2 separate regions of the Mus musculus genome follow, and region 2 is linked to region 1. The links are chromatin loops, found by intact Hi-C in ENCODE. Cell type or tissue: left cerebral cortex. All regions are shown on one strand. Each heading gives the region's core, and the rest is flanking DNA. Links, peaks and the distances in the headings are about the cores only.

Evidence for each region. A loop is a pair of places that touch in the nucleus more often than their neighbours do. Peaks named below come from ENCODE experiments on the same cell type or tissue, not always from the same donor. Only the 100,000 strongest peaks of a DNase experiment are listed, where the experiment ranks them.
Region 2: a loop joins it to region 1, with 2.2 times the contacts of the local background. A loop is called at or near these places in 8 of 42 quality-filtered maps.

The regions. Positions count from the first base shown.
Region 1 is chr1:37,913,648-37,924,095 of GRCm38, reverse strand. Lyg2 (lysozyme G-like 2) reads left to right here and starts at 7,603. Exons shown (of 6, transcript NM_001033427.3): 1 at 7,603-7,860; 2 at 8,304-8,376. The coding sequence starts at 8,334. In left cerebral cortex, for the core only: no CTCF peak of the experiment used is centred there; a DNase peak (open chromatin) is centred at 5,773.
Region 2 is chr1:37,981,461-37,991,908 of GRCm38, reverse strand. Txndc9 (thioredoxin domain containing 9) reads left to right here. Exons shown (of 5, transcript NM_172054.4): 4 at 1,452-1,706; 5 at 4,130-8,042. The coding sequence ends at 4,247. Among named protein-coding and RNA genes, the nearest start is that of Txndc9, 11 kb to the left of the region's middle. In left cerebral cortex, for the core only: a CTCF peak has its summit at 5,953 (motif pointing right); a DNase peak (open chromatin) is centred at 5,929.

The DNA.
Region 1 (10,448 bases), core at 1,715-9,714:
CTTCAGGGGCCAGAGAGACCTCAGGAGCTTGGGAAAGCACCAGAACAAATGAAGTTAAAGCATGTATGTTTATTGCAGCCAGAGAAGCAAGAGACGGGAGCCTCTCCTCTCAGAACCTTAAAGGCTAGTGGGCAACAAGCAAGCTCCTGGAATGTCCAGTGCTGGAGCTACAGGCACATGTGACCATAACCAGCTTCAAAAATAAAAAATGCGTGCCAGAGATCTAACTTGCTTTTACTCACTGGTCTCTCTCTCCTGGTCCCTTACTCCCCTTTCTACAGGTGGATTTTTGTTTGTTTGAGTTTTTTTTGTTTTGTTTTGTTTTGTTTTGTTTCTAGTTTGAGGCAGTTAGGAGTAAAGCTGTCATAAACGATGATCTTTCCTTAGCCTTTTTGGAGCCCTTCATTTATTCCCCTTGGATAACTAACTAGTTAAGAGTGGAATTCCTGCATCACAGCTGTGAACTGAATCCCCAGGAAAAAGCCCCACTTAATGTTAAACATTCTACAAGGCTTTAATGATTCTATCAGGGAGCCGTCAGATGCTGTTTGAACTCACGGAGAAGCTGGCTTTGGAAGCAAGCCGTCTTTCACTTCAGACCCAAACGTATTTGCGACTAGTGTCCTCCAACTTCTTTCCTGGGCTACTTCTCCCTCACCCTCCCGTCATAGCACACGTCACTCGAGCCAGCCTGAGTCCGTGCTCTCAGGCCACAGTCGCACTTGGTTCAGAATGAACTCGTATGCGTTTAGACACTTTAATCAACAAGGAGAGCTGTTTGCCATAGTTCTGGGGGAAACAGCCTGCACCGGGTTTAAAGACTCCGTCAGCCTGGTGGACTGGTTAGGACTTTGTACTTGTGGGAAGCTGGACACGGGGAAATGAAAATTTAGCTGTCTCACATATTGGTAAAACTATAAAGAACTCCCATTTGCTATTGGCTGAAATTAAAAAGGGCCAAAGCAGCCAGACCCGCACGCATGCGCCCGCCACTTTCCCCACAAACTCTTTTGGACTTCCATCTATTTCCTTTCTGAAAGGTTGGTTCAATATTCGAGTGACAGACAAGTAAAGCCGCCATGAAAACCCTCTTTTACAGATGGTACAGCCGCCTGACCTTTTTTGCAAGGGTTCACCTACGTCAAGCCATGTTTGAAAGCAACTATCTGTTTAAAACTGGCATTCTCAGGGTTTGGGTGAGATCTTTCTAGTGAGATTTTCATGAAAGAGCTCCCCTTGTGCCGAGCCTCCCGCCTGGGACACTAAAGTGTCTTTTGTCACATGTCTTGGACAGCATGCGTCTGTCAGTGCCTGAGCTGAGCAACAAGAGCTTGGCTGTAGTTACCCTTGTTCTGCTGCGGTCCCAGCGGGAGAGCTGCAGAGTCCCAACAATTTGCCCTGCTCCATTTCCTTCGACTCTAAAGGAAGGCTTTTCCTGCCACCTCCTGCCCTATAAAGCAACCCTTAATTCTTCTTCTGGAGCCTGTGGAGGGAAAAAAAAAATCAACAAACAAATGAATAAATCAACAGGAAGCTGAGTCCGAGAACAATTCATCACGGTAATAACTGCCATGTGTAGGTGGCACCTCGGTTTATAACACGGTTCCACGTGTATAATTTATTTTTATCTTCAAAACAAAGTCCCCAGGCATCATTATCATCTGCATTTTACAGAGGGAGAAAATTAAGGCTCAGGGAGGTTCAGGGAGTTGTGAATGGTCATCATTGCTCCTTCCGAGGTCTGTAGCTGGTCTGCACGGACAACAACAGGGCGGACACTGCACTGCTGCTGAGGAAAGAGATACCTGGCTCCTTACAACCCTGAAAGGGACCAACCTAGACTAGCTCAGGACACAAAGGCAGCCCTCCAAGTGTGTTCCGGTGGGCATGACTCGTGACTCTGCTTCTGTGACTTCTGATCAGCTTCTACATTCCGGGACATGATTTGTGTTTGATTTGTTTGTTTCTGAAATAGAGTCTCTCATTTAGCCCAGGTTGGCCTCAAACTTTCTATGTAGCCAAAGACACTCTTGAATTTCTGGTCCTCCTACCTTCGCTTCTTAGATGTCAGAGTTAAAGGCATGTGCCACCTCATGGGACACAAAACCAATGGTATAAACACTCCCATACATACTTCCTTATTTGCTTGAAAGTTCATGGCCTTTAAAAATAGTATTGTCCATGAATAAAGTTTGGTGGAGCTCACACACTGACTAAGATATAGGAAGGCTAGCATAGTGAAGTGGTACATTAAAAAAGCATGGATCAAGACTGTCAGAACATAGACCAGGAATGGAGCTATATGATGAGAATTCTGAGTACTTGTGAGAATACTCCAAGATAGTAGGACAAGAATCTTATGACCTCAATTTATTCAGAAACACAGGATTATTCTTGGAATGTGTTTTTGTGCTCCTTTCCAATTAGGGAACAGGAGTGTGTTTACTTCCGATTACACATTGCTTGCTGATATCATTTAATTAAATGTTTAAATGTGTCCTTTATATGCCTCTATGGGAAAATATGTCCTTGCCACTGTGGCTTATTCTTGTTATTGTATAAAAGTTGAACCCACAAGAACTTTATTTCTGTGGTATTTCAACCTACAGAGAGTAAATTGTCTGATGCTCTGAATAAAGTTCTCTCTCGCATGACAAAAATAAATAAATAAATAAATAAATAAATAAATAAAATAGTATTGTCACATGTGTATATGTGTGTGTGTGTATAGTGTATGATGTATATGTATATACATATGTAATCCTAATATAACCTATTTGGTCTGTCTTAGTCAGGGTTTTTATTCCCGCGCAAAACATGACCAAGAAGCAAGTTGGGGAGGAAAGGATTTATTCAGCTTATACCTACACATTGCTGTTCATCACCAAAGGAAATCAGGACAGGAACTCACACAGGGCAGGAACCTGGAGGCAGAAGCTGACTCAGAAGCCATGGAAGAGTGCTTGCTTCCCCTGCCTTGCTCAGCCTGCTTTCTTATAGAACTCAGGACCACCAGCACAGGGATGGCATCATCCACAATGAGCTGGACCCTCCCTCCTTGATCACTAATTGAGAAAATGCCTTACAGCTGGATCTCATGGAGGCATTTCCTCAAGGGGAGCTCCTTTCTCTGTGATAACTCCAGCTTGTGTCAAGTTGACCCCAAAACCAGCCAGCACAAGGTCTGAATACTGTCACTTGTATGCATGTTTTCAGGGCTGACCATTTGGCAGTGGATAATTGGTGCTCTCTTCCAGGGAAAAGACTATTTCTCCCACACTGAGTGTCCCTTTGCCACCTTTTGTTCTTTGTGTAGGGTTGAGACCGTCCACTTGAGAAGGTCCTAGTTCATTTCATGTTTATGCAGTCATCTCGACAAGACTTTATGGGTGTAGCTTCTGACATTACCAGGAGATGTGATCTTACAATAAACTCTCTGATTCCCTCTGGCTCTTAAGTCTGTCCACCCCCTCTTCCACAGTATTCCCCAGCCTTAAGCATGGGAGTATGTTTATAAATGTATCCACTGGGACTGGGATCCATAAATCTGCACTGCCTGTGGTTTTCTGTAAAGGTCTTTGCATGTCGAGAAGAGGTTTCCTTGATGAGGGGTGGGACAGGTACTTAGAGAGTAGTTAGAGCTTATGTTGGCTTAGTAAAGCGATGGTTCTCCTTCAAGATCCATGACTTCGACTGCCCAGAAAGGCCATCCTTGTTAGGCCTGGCCCTACTTTAGTTCTGAAATCAGATGATGTTGAACGCGTTAGTGCATATCCTGCTTTAAAAAAAAACAACAACAACTCAATTGTGCCTTAAGATGATATCACTTCAAGTCTCTGTCACCCACTGGTGGTACAATTCGATGTGACTAACCTCGGAGAAATGGGGCTTGGGGCTAGGAAGGTGCAAAAGGCAAAGATGTGGTTGGCTTCCACCTGAGCATCACCGCGATGGAGTCTTGGTGCCACAGTGGCTCCTCTAAGTTGTACGCTCTCCACCAGGACTGACGGTTCTGATGATGAAAAACATCCCGACTTTCAACGTAATGTGTTTGTCAGTGTTTCCATTGCTGTGGGAAATTCCAGGCCAAGTCTTGACACATGCATGGCTAAGCATTTGAGAAGCAGTGTTTCTTTCTGCCATGACCTAGACAGTCAGACAGGAAATCTGGGTTTAAGGCTGAGACCGACAATCAAGTCATCAAGTAGCATCTATATATATATACCAGTGGTTCTCAGCCTTCCTAATGCCATGACCCCCATGTTGTGGTGACCCCCAATCATAAAATTATTTTTGTTGCTACTTCACAACTGTAATTTTGCTATTGGTATGAGCCTTAATGTAAAGGTCTGTGATGGTCTTAGGAGACACCTGTGAAGGGGTCACAGCACACAGGTAGATAACCACTGCTCTATACCATCCTTCTCCATATGACAATGGTAAAAAGTGGAGTCCTCAATTTAAATTCTGGTCCTCCACTTTATAAAAGGTCAGTTGCAAGATAGAGGAGGAAATACACTTTGAAAGTTGCCCCCAAACACACGGTGACTTAGCTGTCACGATGGTTTAGATGAGAATTAAAATGTTACCAGTGTTCCCGTGAGCAATGACAAAGACTAAATCACAGACTTAATCTCTGTCAAACCACTCTCTGGACATCCCTTGTTTGGACATCCATCCCTCTTTGGTACGCTAAGTGAGTTTGACTGTAGAGTTTTGCTCAGGGTGCATCCACTCCTGTACAGCCTTCCCACTCCAGACACAGATGAAAAATGAGGCCTGGACCAGTTGGTTGACTGCCATGTGTCACAGCTGAGATGCCTGGACAGAGCAGCTCTTGCCATGCCCCTGCCTCTGATGAGACTGGCAGAGGAATCAGTTTCATGGAAACCGCCTTTATCTTCCCCAGCCTCTTTCTGAGGCTAGTTAGATGCTGGGGCTACTGGAATTCTCACTACTCAGAGCAGCCTTCAAATATATCAAGACTCATCAGAGGCTACCACAGATTGCTGTACTGATGAGTCTTAGGCACGGGCAATTTTGTTTGCATAGCAAGGATGTTGCTTGTGTATTTTCCATTTCTATTTGGGAAAGCCTGAGGGACTAGTGGAGATTGCATTGGGTGCCAAGGTCCCCTCAAGACCCTTCTGGGAATAGTCACTCTTCCTATCCTTGGAAAGTGATGGAGAATTATTCCATGGCTTTCGTTTTTAAATGTCAAAATATTGTTAAGATCCTTATGTGTTAGAAGTTAGCCATCCTCTGGGTCAGGAGGGTATGGGCATTAAAGTCAAGGGGCACAGCACCCCTGTCATGCCCTTGTGAGCATCCTGCCTACTGCTCAAGTCTGATAAATATTAACCAAATCATTGCAAAGGAAACAGAGCCCATCTGATTCAATCTATTCACATTATTCTGTGCCTTAGAACTCAAGCACCATGCACAGAGATAGTGGTGTGACTCTGTATGGCTGGCTTTATCTTGCAGACCACACCCTAGGGCTTCATGCACAGACTGCTGTAACAGCTTCGTTGTGGGGTCATTAGTTGAGAAAGTGATTCTTCTGTCATTGTGGGAAAAGACTGGTAATGGAGTCTCATGGACCTGGGTTCCAATCCGAACTCTGCTTAGTCTCTGTTCCATCTTTGATAAGCCAATTAGCTTTTCTGAGTCCCGGTTTCCTTATCTCTGAAATAATAACATCCACCCACAGAACTACTGAAACATGGAATATTGTAAGTACGTAGGAGTCTGGCATTTGAAGAATGTCCAATAAATTTTCTTCTCCTCCTCCCCCACCCAGAAGTTTGAGCAAAGCAGAATGATTCACCCTTGAAAGCAATAGTTAAGTTGCAGAGGATGTGGACTTTGTGATCCTTACACCGGGAAAGATGCACAGCATCCCTTCTGGAAGTAGGGAGAGAAGCTGAGTGTGCTTCGCATTCAACAGGATTCTGTGAATGCTGGCATTTTCCAGGAGCGTCAAGGGACAGCATGAGCCCCCACCTGGTTTCACCTTTAGATTCTTTCTCTGTCTCTTCTTACTCCCTCCCTGAATGCTCTCATCCTGTTTGTCCTGAAAGCCTCCTGTCGTTTGCCCAACTCGTCCCTGGCCAGCACTCCCGCAGGCCACAAACACAGTGCCTCAGTGTAACCTGTACGGTAACATTGTTGCCAGTAATAACCTCCGTGTTTCTAAAGGCTGCCTCCCGGCTGCTAGTCTTGTGCAAAACCCCTTATTAACGAGCAGCCCTGACTGCAGCGTTGACAGTGGAGATAGAGCAGGCCCTCCGTGACTCATCTCCTTGAGACCCAAGGAATCGGGGCTCTTCCATCACTCAACGCGTCCCAGCTTTGCCTTTCTGGATGCACCCACTTTGCAATACAGCACACAGGGCAGAAGTGTCCTGAGATACAGAGGCCCGTTCCATGTGGGCAACTGACTCCTCCTAGGCTCTGTCATTTTCCTAGGAAGCTGGAATGTCATTTAGCTCAGCACCTTTGTCTTCTGTCCTCTGGTGGACAGAAGAATTATGTGTGGTCTTAAAAACATCTCTGATGTATGGAGAGATCGAGGCTAGACTTCTCCCTCTGCTCTGGGAAATGTGCTTTGCCTAATATAAGAATGTTCTTTTATTTCCCGTGTGTGCCTCTTATAAGTGTGAGGGCGGGGAAAGATACTGTCTACTTGAAGATATATTTATCCCCAACAAAATCCTTTTTTTCCCCTGCTTCCTTAGAAAGTTTTGGAAATGACAGAGCTCAAAAGAGGGCTCAGTCAGTAAAGTGCTGAGCATGTGAACAAGACTCTTGAATTCAGACCCTCAGCACGTATGTAAGATCTCAGCACGTATGTAAGATGCTGGGCACAGCAGCATGCATGCGTACTACTAATGTTTGGGAGGCAGAGTCTACAAGAGTACCCCTGGCCAGCTAGTCTTGCCTAATTAGCGAACTTCAGATTCAGTGGGAGGCCCTGTCTCAGGAAATAATGTAGAAGGTGAAGATTGAGGATACTGATATTGACCTTTGGCCTCCCCCCCCCCCACACACATGTGCATGCACACACAGGAAATAATGGGGCATCAAACACTCAGATTGCTACTCCCTGCCTTTGTGTTTCTTCTCGACAACAGACAGCTACCCTGTTAGAGGTGGACCTGGAGCCAGGAGGCAAGCTAATCTATCACAGTTGAGAGACATGCTGGCATAAGATAGGATGACATCTTTACATGGCAATCCTATGATTCTGGAATGTGGAAATGAGCATTTCAGGTGAATTATCTATTCAGAAGTGTGCTAGCATTTCCTGTTTCTTTCTCCTTTCTAGGCTAATTATCAGCATCTTATACTCAAATTCGGAAGACGTGTGCCTAAGACCATTTTAGGTATTCAGAAACCATCCACCAAATAGATGCCTCCAGTGCAACCTGGGGGGTTCGTTAGATTCATTAATTCATTGTAGTCAATAAACACTTTGAAGTCCTTTTATTAAAGGAGCCACCTAAATCCAAAGTAGCACTATAATCAGGTCTAATGAGGTCAATGCTTTAAAGAGAGGCCCTTTAAATCATATATAAAGCTCCTCTACCAATCATTGGTACAGGACAAAAGTAGACGAGGCAGGTGAGTGTAGGTTCTGGTGATTAAAAGCTTCCTTCTCGGTGGCAAAGGCACACACTGAAGTCTGCTCAGTTGAAGGAAGCCAGAGGCACAGCGAGCCACTGCCTGATGGAGTCTCCAGCTGTCACATCTATGCTATAGGAATGTTATAAAGACCATCTCTGTGTGAAATCTTAATCTACAGGTTGCCACCACTAAAGGCTTCTTCAGAGACTTCTCTGGGAGACTGCAAGAGAGGTGAGTGGTAGCTTTCCTTGCTTGCATCTTGAGAAACATAGACCATGCTTCAGAAAGGAAACCAAGGGAAGAGCCCATCTGGGAAGAGACAGAATACAACCACCCTCTGCTAAGAGGTGATGGTGGATTGAAATCTCCTGGGAGTCACACTGTCAGGGTGTGCTAAAGGCATGCATGCTTCAGGCTGCAGGGGTGCTGTTCAGGAGTCACACTGTGCATGCTAAAGCAGGCACACTAAGGCTAAAGGGGTGCTCAGGAGTCGCACTGTAGGAGGGTGCTAAGGGCAGGCATGCGTGAGGCTGTCGGGATGCTGTCAAGGAGCTGGGAGACAAACGTTATATTGGAAATGATTCTAAGTTTGTCAATGTGTTGTTTGAATGACAGGGACTTCCTGTTAAGAAACCTTCAAGTTTTAAAACTAATCTGTTTCTATTTCAAACCAGAACAGATCCCAAAGGATAAGAGTCACGGCCATGGTGCCCTCGGTGGTGTTCTGGGGACTTATTGCTCTCGTTGGTAAGTAGCGATTTTCCCTGATTCTCAGGGTATCTGCTTTCTAGCAGAGTCAGAAGGCATGATGACTACATGCAACAGAAGAGTGACCGGCTTGACTATTAACCAACTGCTTAGTTGTTTGCTTTGCTTTTGTGTGTGTGTGTGTGTGTGTGTGTAATGTGTATACATATGTGTACAGGTGTATGTATGTGTGTGTCTGTGGGCGCGCGCGCACCAGTGTGAGTGTGTATGCACAGGAGCAAGTACACACAGGGAGATGTCAGAATTGACATCATTCCTCCATCATTACTTCCCTATCCCTAAACAACTGCTCTTTTTTTTTTTTCCCCCAAGACAGGGTTTCTCTGTGTAGCCCTGACTATCCTGGAACTCACTCTATAGACCAGGCTGGCCTCAAACTCACTGATCTGCCTCTGCCTCCTGTGTGCTGGGATTAAAGGTGTGTGCCATCACTGCCCGATCCAACAGCTTGTTTTTAAGAGCATCTTCTGCTTGCTAAGAGCACAAAGGAGATGTTAGTGGGGATGTAAAATAATAAAATACTAATTAGTCTGTGTACTTTCTGACAGTGCACCCATTTGGCTGAATTTCTTTTAAAGAGGGTTATGGAACAGTGCAAGAGTCAAGATGAATGAAAAGAAAATTCTCGATGCCAGGTAGTGGGTGAGAGTCATTGGATGAGTTATATAGATGGGAAATCCATTAGTGTGGGAGTTTAGAAGGAAGAGTTCACATCCTTCTAGGAAGGTCAGACCTGAAAGGCTTTAGTGAGGGCATGAAATGAGGAGATGCAGCCAGGCAGTGGTGGCGCATGCCTTTAATCCCAGCACTTGGGAGGCAGAGGCAGGTGGATTTCTGAGTTCAAGGCCAGCCTGGTCTACAGAGTGAGTTTCAGGACAGCCAGGGCAACACAGAGAGAAATCCTGCCTTGAAAAACAAAACAAAACAAAAAACAAACAGACAGACAGGAAGGAAGGAAGGAAGGAAAGAAGGAAGGAAAGAAGGAAGGAAGGAAAGAAGGAAGGAAGGAAGGAAGAAATGAGGAGATGCCTGCAGAGAGAAGGAATAATTTAGTGGAAAGACTGTGGTGAGATGCAGAGAAGTGTCAGGGATAGAGTGAGCTGGTTGGTGAGGTCAGAACAGAAGATTTCCTTTCAATGTTTTAAAAATTATTTTATTTTATGTGCATGGTGTTTTGCTTGTGTGTATATGTCTGTGCAGCATGTGTGTGCCTGCATAGGGCAGAAGAGGGCATTGGATACCTTAAAACTGCAAGATGGTTCCCAGCTCCCACACAGTGGCTCACAACCGTCTTGTCCTGGTGGTTAATAAAACAGCAAGGGAAGAGGAGGAGGAAGAAGAAGAAGAAGAAGAAGAAGAAGAAGAAGAAGAAGAAGAAGAAGAAGAAGAAGAAGAAGAGGAAGAGGAGGAGGAAGAGGAGGAGGAGGACAGGGAAAAGGAAGAGGGGAAGAAGAGGAGGAAGAGGGAAGGAGGAGAAGGAGGAGAAGGAGGAGAAGGAGGAGAAGGAGGAGAAGGAGAAGGAGAAGGAGAAGGAGAAGGAGAAGGAGAAGGAGAAGGAGAAGGAGAAGGAGGAGAGATAAACCAGGTGTGGTGGCTCGTTTCTGTAATCTCAGCACTCAGAAGGTTGATGCAGAAGAATTACAAGTCTGATATTAGCCTGGTTAGCCAGGTTAGTCTTTGCTATAGAGTGATACTTTTGAGAGAGAGAGAGAGAGTTCCAGTTGTGGATAGATTGGAAAGGAAGTACTTCGAAAGTCTTCTAAATTTGGAGATGGGAGCCCAAGCTAAGAGCAATAATTTGCAGTTACCTGTGATCAAAAGCAGAGCAACATGTTGGTAAATTTTTACTCATTTCTAATTGCCAGTTGGGAGCAGAGTTGTGCAGCCAATGCATTAATTATGAGCCACCGTACTATCTGTGTACAAGTGAGGGAGGGCCAGTTTTTAAAAGACTTGTGTGTTGATGATGTTGACACAAGGAATAGAGGGTCTGTGGTCGATTGCAGGTCCCTTAAAGCAATGGTCCTCAAACACGCATGACAGTCAGCTGA
Region 2 (10,448 bases), core at 1,603-9,602, 68 kb before region 1:
TGCTTCTGCCTCCTGAGTACTGGAATTGAAGGCCTACACCATGCTAGATGTTTTAAAATGGTTAACCCAGCTTGGTGGTCTATACCTTTACATTGATTGCTTGTGAGATGGAGGGAGGCAAGGAGGATCTCAGGGCTGAGGCTGGCCTGTGAGAGCTTACCTCAGAGCAACAACCACATACATTAATCGACAAATGGCATGGCCATAGACTTAATTAAGATAGGTTCCTTCTACAGTTGGAATGTGGAGGACATTTATGTATATTTCTTATAGATTTGTTCTTTGTTTTGAGCATCATTTAAAACCTGTTACCTGTTCTCTTTCCTTTTATTTCTAAAATCTCGTCTTATTTTGTTATTTTGGTTTTTTGAGACAGTGTCTCTGTGTAGTCTTGGCTGTCCTAGAACTAGCTCGCTGTGTATACCAGGCTGCCCTATGGCTAACAGAGACCTATCTGCCTCTGCATATGCGTGCTAGGATTTAGGGCAGGTACCACTATACCTAGTCTAATCTTCAAAATCTCATTATTGAACTACCTGGCAAGAAAGACCCAGCCAGGAGAACAAGATTAGACATGGAGGTTATAGAAGATTGACTGAGCCCCGACCTAGTGCTAGAGTAACCCCGGGTACTGAGGAATCACCTGTGTGCTTCCCTGTTCCACCCAAACAGTCTGACTCACCTGCAGTTTTTTAAAGTCAACCGTTAGTGGGTAGTAGCGGTGCACACCTTTAACCCCAGTATTCGGGAGGCAGAAGGAGGTAGATCTTTGAATTCAAGGCCAGCCTGGTCTAAAATGAGTTCCAGGACAGAGAAACCTACATACAGGAATCGTGTCTTAAATAAGTAAATGAATAAATGTATGTGTGTGTGTGTGTGTGTGTGTGTGTGTGTGTGTGTGTGTGTGTGTAAAAATAAGTAAATCAGAGCCAACTCTAACGAGCCCCTGGGGTCACAAAGCACTGACCATGAGAGAGTGGCAGTCCGTGTAAAGGCACTAGGAGCTCACTTTGTGTAAAACATAAAGAAATGCTGCTTCCTCGTCAGTAGAGTGTGAAACTGAAAGGGCAGTTTACTAGGTGCAGTGTCTAGCGGGCGGAGGGAGTGGCGGGAGGAAGAGATGGAGTCCCTAGTAATACCACCCATTTCCTATAGAACACACTACCTATATTTAAAGAGTCCGTAATCTTTAACCAAAGAGCTTCCCTGACAGTTTGATGGTTGAGGGAAGTCTTGTTGACTCCAGCTGAATTCCAAATGGGACACCAGCTGTATTTTTGCCTCTTGTGAGTTCTGTCAGCTTCAGGTCTGTCGGCCTTCATGCAGGGGAACCAAGACTTTCTTTGTTTTTCTTCTAAGCGTGACAGTTAATGCATTTCTAGAAAAGGGCTGTGAAATGGGCTGCTCAGGGCTGTTCTCTTTAGCTTTTACCTCTCTGCCTTAACTTCCAGGTGTAAAATACTAGACAGACATTTGGCAATTCTGGCCAAAAAGCATCTTGAAACCAAGTTTTTGAAGCTGAATGTGGAAAAGGCACCATTCCTCTGTGAGAGACTGCGGATCAAGGTCATCCCCACGCTAGCTCTCTTAAGAGATGGCAAGACGCAAGATTATGTTGTTGGATTCACCGACCTAGGAAATACAGATGACTTCACTACAGAAACTTTAGAATGGAGACTTGGTTGTTCTGATGTTATCAATTACAGGTAACCTTTAGCAAAAACAAACAAACAAACAAAAATAGACTTTTGAAACTATTCCTAGTCAATAGTTTTAGAAATCTTTTTGAATATACTTGTATTTTTGCTTCTGTTTTATTTTTTTCAAAAGATTTATTTATTTATTATATGTAAGTTCACATTAGCTGTCTTCAGACACACCAGAAGAGGGTATCAGATCTCATTACAGATGGTTGTGAGCCACCATGTGGTTGCTGGGATTTGAACTCAGGACCTCTGGAAGAGCAGTCAGTGCTCTTGACCACTGAGCCATCTTTCTAGCCCTTGTTTCTGTTTTTTTAAGACAGGATTTCTCTGTAGTTTTTTTCTGTCCTGGAACTCTCTCTGTAGACCAGGGTAGCCTTAACTCAGAGATCTGCCTGCCTCTGCCTCGTGAGTAGTGGGATTAAAGGGATGCACCATCGCATCAGGCTAGTTAACGTTTATTTTATGAAATTAAGACCTGCTGGCTAAAATGTGGATGGCTTAGGGAAAGAAATTTCTCACTGCATACAGCAATGTGATCTTACAGCAAAACCAAATTTATAGTTAAAGACAGGCTTAGAGGTGACCTAGAAGCTTTCAACCTAAGAAATGTTACTGAAACGAATTTTGGAAGCCCAAAGTGACATTTCAGAATAGAGTACCTTGCTGGAAGGGGTGCATTTTTTTGTTTGTTTATTTCTTTACTTTTTAATGTTAGAGATTCAACCCAGACCCTCTCACAGGCTAGGTAAGTCCTCTGTCCCTAAGCTGTAACCTAAGCCTTACCTTCCCAATTTATGACTGACTTAGGGACTTTTGTGGTGAAATTAGAATTTCCCACACACTAGTACAGGAGGCATTATACTGTGTAGTGTCATGCTTGCAGTGCTGAGGTGACACCCAGGCCCTCACACATGCTAGCTGTGTGCTAACCCTGGAGACTGGAAACCGTGAGGGTTAGGGTAGACACTTTTATGGTAGGTATTTACCTGGCACATAAGTTTAAAATGTGGAAATATGGTAAAGACTATGTAAGAATTTCTTTTGCTAGTTTGTAATTTGATTAAAATTTGAAATTGATCTGGGTGGCACCATAGATCTCATTTGTAATCCAAGCACTTGGGAGGCTGAGGCAGGAGAATTAACATTACTGGCCTGTAGAGTAAAACCCTGTCTCAAAAACAAAAATCAAAAGAAAAAAATGAAAATAATTTCAAAATATAACACTTTGTTGAATAAATATTAACTTAATAATATTAACAAGGAGAAACTGATTCCTATAGTTAGGAATTACTCTTCCTCATTGTTGAATAAATGCTAATTTATGTTAATACTAACAAGGAGAAATTGACCAGAGGGGAAGTAGGGAAAGAAAAGGTGAGATTTTCTGCTTTGAAAGGCACAATTTTCCTGTCTTTTTTTCCTTTCTCTTTTCATTTTTAAGCATTAGGCACAGAACGCAGGTGGTAACTTTCAGTTTGAAGGGGATAAAAGTCACGGACAAAAAAATGGAAGCTGGATTTTAATTGTTTTGGAAATGGGACTGTTTTGCAGGGTTAGGTAAGCAGGGACACAGACCTTTTGCATTTGGAGACTGCACATGGCTGTCTCTGTGTAGCCCTGGCTGTCCTGGAACTCACTCTGTAGACCAGGCTGCCTCGAACTCAGAAATCTGACTGTCTCTGCCTCCCAAGTGCTGGGATTAAAGGCGTGTGCTACCACTGCCTGGTGAATCCTTTCTTTTTGACTCAAACAAAATATAAACTTTAGGAAAGCTTATATAGTTTATTTATACTTTCTCTAGAATTAGCTGTGTTTCTAAGAAGTTGTGCTTCCTTTCAATTAAAAATGATGCTTTTTTCTTTTTTCTGTTTATTGATTAATGTATTTACTGTTTGTTTAGGATAGGCTCTCCCTCTGTAAGCCATATGGTCCTCAAACTCACAGTCCTCCTTTAGCCTCCTCACAGCTGGAATTATAATACTCACACACACACATAACCCTCTGGTCACTTACTTCTCTAGCATCATTGATTTATGCTGATTCCAGGCTGATAATAGTTCATCCCATGAGTCTGTCAATGTGTGTAGAAATGTAAACAGTGAGGTGCCACACAGGAAGAGTCGTGAGTTCAGTCGGAACTCAAACACACAGTGTTGCCTGTCATTGGCATGGATTCAGCACAGGGTCAGTGCGCCCAAGACTTGCTTTTCTCTCTGCCCCAGCATGCAGAGGGCCGGGGTGTCATCTCCATCACCACAAAGATACTTATAATAATGATCATGATAACCAAGAAACTCAAACGTTGATCTAACACAGATAGTATATGAAACTGGTAACTTAATATTATGCTTTTTATAGTCTAGCATCCTGGGTATATTAAATCATAAAGAATAAAATGCTCTTAACCTTTGTTTTACTTTTAGTGGAAATTTAATGGAGCCACCATTTCAGAGCCAAAAGAAATTTGGGACAAACTTTACAAAGCTGGAAAAGAAAACTATCCGAGGAAAGAAATACGATTCCGATTCTGATGATGACTAGACTGTGCTGTACTTTAAAACCTTCCGTCTGTCTGTCTGTCTGTCTGTCTACTTCAGAGTTAAGTGTGTTTTCTAAATTCCTAAATTCCACTGATTTCGGCCCATTGACCATCTGACACTCTTATCCCAGCCTGTACACTGTTTGACCATTTTGTCTGCAGTCATTGTGTATAACTTGAGAGAAACATACTTTAAATTACCTGGGAGGGTCTGAATTCTCTATTTTTGTGATTGATTTTATCATAACGTGATTCTTCTATCTTCAAACCATTCACATGTCTGTTTTTAATCTCCTGAGTTAGAGATAGGAATTTGCCCACTATTGTAAGAGCCAATGAGTGACCATCCACTGGGCACCACATGCACTTCCTTGTCCGTGATCCGCTTCGTGGAATGGGTTTCAGGAACTGTTAAAGACTCACTCATGGTGACTCTGCTGATGATAGCGGCAGGAAACCCAGGGTGTGAGCACATCGCCTTATTTAAATAGTCCTCATTGCACACGCACATTATGAGACCTGCAAAAATATAATTAAACCGTTTTTGAGTGGTAACATAAGGAACTCCATTGGCTGCTCAGTAAAACAACTTTAGCAAAGGTGAAATTTCTAAAAGTGTGAGTCTGGAAACTATGAGATCATATAGCAAACAAAAACATTTTAAAAAAAATATAGGCCATGTGCTTAGCATGAACAGAAATAATCTGATGCCCAGAAATAAATAAGCCTTGGTAAGAAAAGAGTATAGCATCAACTACTGAGATGGCTCAATGGAGAAAGGCACTTACCACAAAACTTGGGGACTGGGCCCACTGGTGGAAGGAAAGAAAAGATTCCTGCAAGATGTCGTTTAACATACACAATACAGGAAATACAAATGAGTTGAACTACAGGGGTCTTGGGGTTTGAGAGCAGTCTAAAACAACACAAAGGGGCTGGAGAGAAGGCTCGGCAGTTAAGAGCACTTGAGATGGCTTCCTGGCACCTACATGGTGGCACACAGCCATCCACTAGCTCCCATTCTAGGACTCTGATGCCTTCTGACCTCCAAGGCCACCAAGCACAGCAGTGCTCAGTGGTGAGGGGTTCCTTCAGGTAAGCCAGGCTGTTCTGGTGAATTGACACACCCACCTTCCAAGAAGCCCACCAGATGTGGGCTTTGACGAGGCTGTTTCCTCCAGACGAGTTTGCAGTAGAGAGGAATCCCATTTGTGTTACTGCGACTGAGAAGGCAGGATCCAGGCACCACCTTGAGAGGGAACTGAGCCACACTTGGAGTCTGAGAATGGAGAACAGCCATCCAACAGACAACCTAGGAGATGGTTATGGAGAGTGGGAGGGCTACGTGCAAGAGACAAGTTAGGGCAGTACAGTGCACAGGGAAAAACCCTGCCCTGGATGCCAGGACCAGATTACATCAAGAATAAACGTGCCTGTAGCCCTACTCCTGAGGTCATCGGGTGGACCGGCTGGTGATGTTATCTAGGTAGCGGTACGGCCACAGATCCTGAAGACTGCAGCACCAGCAGGCAAGCTCCCATAGCTACATTCTTCCAGCAAGACAAAAGCAGAGACAATGTGATGTCTCGGTTGCTCCCACACTCCCAGTGCACTTGGGAGACCACCACAGCAGCCTATCAGCCACTTCTGGGGATCCAGTCCAAGAATGAAAGCCCATAGGCTGCAGAGCTAAGTGCGGCCAGTAGAGGACGCTACTACATAAAGGTGGGAAGCTATTCAAGTGGAGCCAGGTCCTGTGGGAATCTGACACTTGCCAAACAGGGCTTAACCTTAGAAAAGAGCCCTGGTTCAACAGCCTTCACCATCACATCAGCCCCTGAGACTCCCCTTGCCCTTCTTTCTTTGACCTTCTGGCCTACCCTTGTATTTAACTTTTGTTCAACTCATAGCGATTCTTTTATCCTGGTGTTACTCATCTCATCATGAAATACTTCATTTTGGTTATGCATTTTTTTCCACTATCTGGCGGTATTTTTTTCTTTTGTTCCTCTCAACTAGACTTTCAGCAGTATTTAACTTTGTCTTACTGGGGATAGTCTTTACTTTTTTGTTTTAAAAATCTCATGTTTCTATTTTGTTCTTTACTTGAGGGGGAAGGTTGGGACGGGGACTTTCTACATTGCCCTCTGTAGGCCAGGCTGGCCTTGAACTAGAGATCTGCCTCCGGAACTTGTGAACTAAAAGGCAGTGCTGAACTCCCCTTCTTAACATTTATCTAATTTTGAGTTTTAATTTAATTATTTAAAAATCTGGAATTTTTATTATGTATTTTTATGTATTTTTTCTATTCTACTCTCTCTTTTCCCTTCCACGACATTCTTCTCTACCACTTCTCTTTAACTTTTGGTTCATTTACTATTATTTCTCTATTTCCCTTCTTTTTTATCTCATTCATTTGCTAATGCTACATTGACCCTAAATAATTCTTAATTTATAAAATTCTATAGTACATGCTCCCGTTCTCTGTTTGATGGTCACGGGTGGTGTACTAATGGACTTTATTTTAGGTGTATTTCTATCTGTGGCTGTTGCCACTACAGTAGCTCCCTTTCTCAGTACAGGGCAGTAGTAGGGACTGAGCCCCAAGAGCGAGTTGCTTACTAAGATTTGCAAGTAAAACCAGGAGAGAACCAAACCAAAGATGTGCCAATTTTATCAGAGAAACAACAGATGTATGGGGTGTGGGTGCAAGCAAAATAATATGATTATCAAGAATGTAACTTTATATTCATTATTTTTAAAAGGTGGAAGATTTATGTCAGCAGAAAAGGAAGCAGCGTAGAATTAACAGTTTTTATGTTTGTGTACATGTGTGTATATACACATGTGTGCATGTGTAGAGGTCAGAAGACAACTCCACTATGTGAGTTCTTTTTTAATGTATACAAGTACACTGTTGCTCTCTTCAGATACACCCAGAAGAGGGCACCCATTACAGATGGTTGTGAGCCACTATGCGGTTGCTAGGAATTGAAGTCAGGACCTCTGAAAGAGCAGTCAGTATGCTTAACCACTCAGCCATCTCTCCAACCCCCCCCCACTCTGTGAGTTCTAAGGGTTGAACTCAGGTCATCAAGGTTGGCCCAGTGGGTAAAGCTGCATGTTGCCATGCCTGACAACCTGAGTCTGATGCCCTGACCTTCTGCACTGATCAGTAATCTCAGTGTACCCCTAGGATCAGAAGCAGACAGAGGACTCTTCCAGCTAGCTTGCACACACTGGTGAAGAACCCCTTCCTCACACAAGGTAGAAAAGGAAAGGCCAAAACCCAATGGTTGTCCTCTATACTCCAGGCACATACTCACCATGTCCACACAGAAGAACATGCATACACACAAGTTTCCTTAATCCCCCAAGGCCCCGATACCAAAACTGGTTAAGAACACAACAACAAAAGAAGTTACAGGTCACTTCACTTGATGTACATAGAAACGTTCTCCATAAAATGCATACAAAATCATATTGAAGAGATACTAAGATCAAATGTCATAGCGCAGTTGGTTTTGCCTGAGGAAAGGGAGGTTTAAGCAAAAATAAAGTCAATCAATCAATCAATGTTATGCCCCATGGGCCTGAGGAAATGGCTCAGTGGTTAAGAGTGCTCAGAGCTCTTGCAAAGGACTCTGCTCTGGCTCCCAGCACCCACATCAGGTGGCTCACAACCGCCACCTATAACTCTAGTTCCAAGGGATGTGACACCCTATGGAACTTTGAAGACACTTTCACGCATGTGGTAAACTCATACAGCCTCACACACTTACACATGATAAACATTGAAAAAATGCTATCCTACACACACACACACACACACACCCAGCCTTAAAGGAAAAATCACATGATAATCCCCACAAACACTGGAAAGGCCTTTGACAAAGTTCAATTCTAAAGAAGCTAGGAATAAGAGAAGCACAATGTACTGGCTAGTTTTGTGTCAACTTGGCACAGCTGGAGTTATCACAGAGAAAGGAGCTGCAGTGGAGGAAATGCCTCCATGAGATCCAGCTGTAAGGCATTTTCTCAATTAGTGATCAAGGGGGAAAGGCCCCTTGTGGGTGGGGCCATCTCTGGGCTGGTAGTCTTGGTTCTATAAGAGAGCAGGCTGAGCAAGCCAGGGGAAGCAAGCCAGTAAAGAACATCCCTCCATGGCTTCTGCATCAGTTCCTGCTTTCTGACCTGCTTGAGTTCCAGTCCTGACTTCCTTGGTGATGAACAGCAGTATGGAAATGTAAGCTGAATAAACCCTTTCCTCCCCAACTTGCTTCTTGGTCATGATGTTTGTGCAGGAATAGAAACCCTGACTAAGACAAACAATATAATAAAGTGGTGTATGAAAAACTTACAGTTGGCATTATACTAAAGAGGAAAAAAAAGCATTTTCTCAAAAATCAGGAATGAGAAGTGTTTTCCATTCTCACTTATTTAATATAGTCCTTGAATTTTAGCTAAAGCAATAAGAAAAAAAATATAAGGGAGACAAATGGAAAAGTAAGGAGTTGAGTCATCCTTATTTGAAGACATGATCTGATGCTGAAGACTGGGGAACTCTTAAAAAGACATCAAAACAACTTAGAAAAACCCAGCAGTCATTCTGTCTACCAGATAAGAGCTGGCCAGATAAAAGAGTTGAAATCAGTATAAAAACCATAATCATAAAATCTTAGCCAGACAGTGGTGGCACACGCCTTTAATCCCAGCACTTGGGAGGCAGAAGCAGGCAGATTTCTGAGTTCAAGGCCAGCCTGGTCTACAGAATGAGTTCCAGGACAGCCAGGACTACACAGAGAAACCCTGTCTCAAAAACCCAAAATAAAATAAAAATAAAATCTTTTCCAAAGAGAAACCAACAACATGTCAAAATTATAATTGTTTCCTTCACAAAGAGAGAAAAATTGAAGCTCTCATGTGAAAATACAAAAGGCCCCAAAAAGCCAAAGGAAAAAGATCTGTAGGACACACATTACAATTAAACTATGCTACAGAGCCACTGTGATCAAAACAGCTTTGGACTGGCACAAAACAGACATGTAGACCAATAGAATAGAAGACAGACCCAGAAGTAAAAACACACAGCTGTGGCCACCTAATCTTAAATAAAAGTGACAAAAATAAATCATGGGGGAAAACCTCAGCAAAGAATGAGACTAGATTTTTATCTTCCACTAAGCACAAAACCAATTCAAAATTAACGACATTAAGATAAAACCTGAAACAGAAACCACCATAGGAAAACATTAAGGAAACACTTCAAACTACAGGTGCTATCAAGAATTTCCTGGAAACGATGCATAAAAAAGAATCCCAGACGCTGACAAGTGAGATCACAAGAAATTAGTTCTCTCACAACAAAGAAAATGAGTCTCTGAAAGAAAAGGCAGCCTACAGAATGGGAACAGTTGCCAGCTCACCTAACATATCCCTCAAGGGATGTACAGAGTACATAAAGAACCTGACAATTCTTATAATGATAACTACAAATGGCTAAAAGCAGATGAAAAAAACCTTCAACATCTTTAGTTAGCACAAAATGCACACTAAAGCTAATCAGAGATTTCACCTCACCCCTGGCAAAATGGCCATCCTTAAGACTTGCTTTTATTTTTAAGATTAAGATTATGTATAGATACAACAGAAAAGGTGGGTACAATAGAAAGTAACTAAGGGGTTCAACTTTAAAATCTTAAGTATAGAAGTCAAGGAAAGGGATCATCATAAATATTACATGAGTTCCTGAAGAAGAAAACCAAGGAAGAACAATTGCCAAAATGGTTATTCAATGAAACTTTCTGAGATAAAACACTTAAAGCTACATAGCAGAAAAGCACTTCTGTGTATTTGGTGAAACTGAGCCACTATAAAAGCCAGAATTAGAAGTATTCTTTCAAATCTATTAAATAAATAAATAAGAAACGAGAGAGAGAGAGAGAGAGAGAGAGAGAGAGAGAAGAAGAAGAAGAAGAAGAAGAAGAAGAAGAAGAAGAAGAAGAAGAAAAGAAGAAAAGAGAAAAGAAAAGAAGAGAAAAGAAAAAGGAGAACGTGGTGGTTTGAATAGGTTTGGCCTCCATAGACTCATGTTTAAATGCTTGGCCCATAGTCAGTGGCACTATTAGGAGGTGTGGCCCGGTTGGAGAAGGTGTGTGCATCATGGAAGCATACCTTGAGGACTTATATATGCTCAAACTACT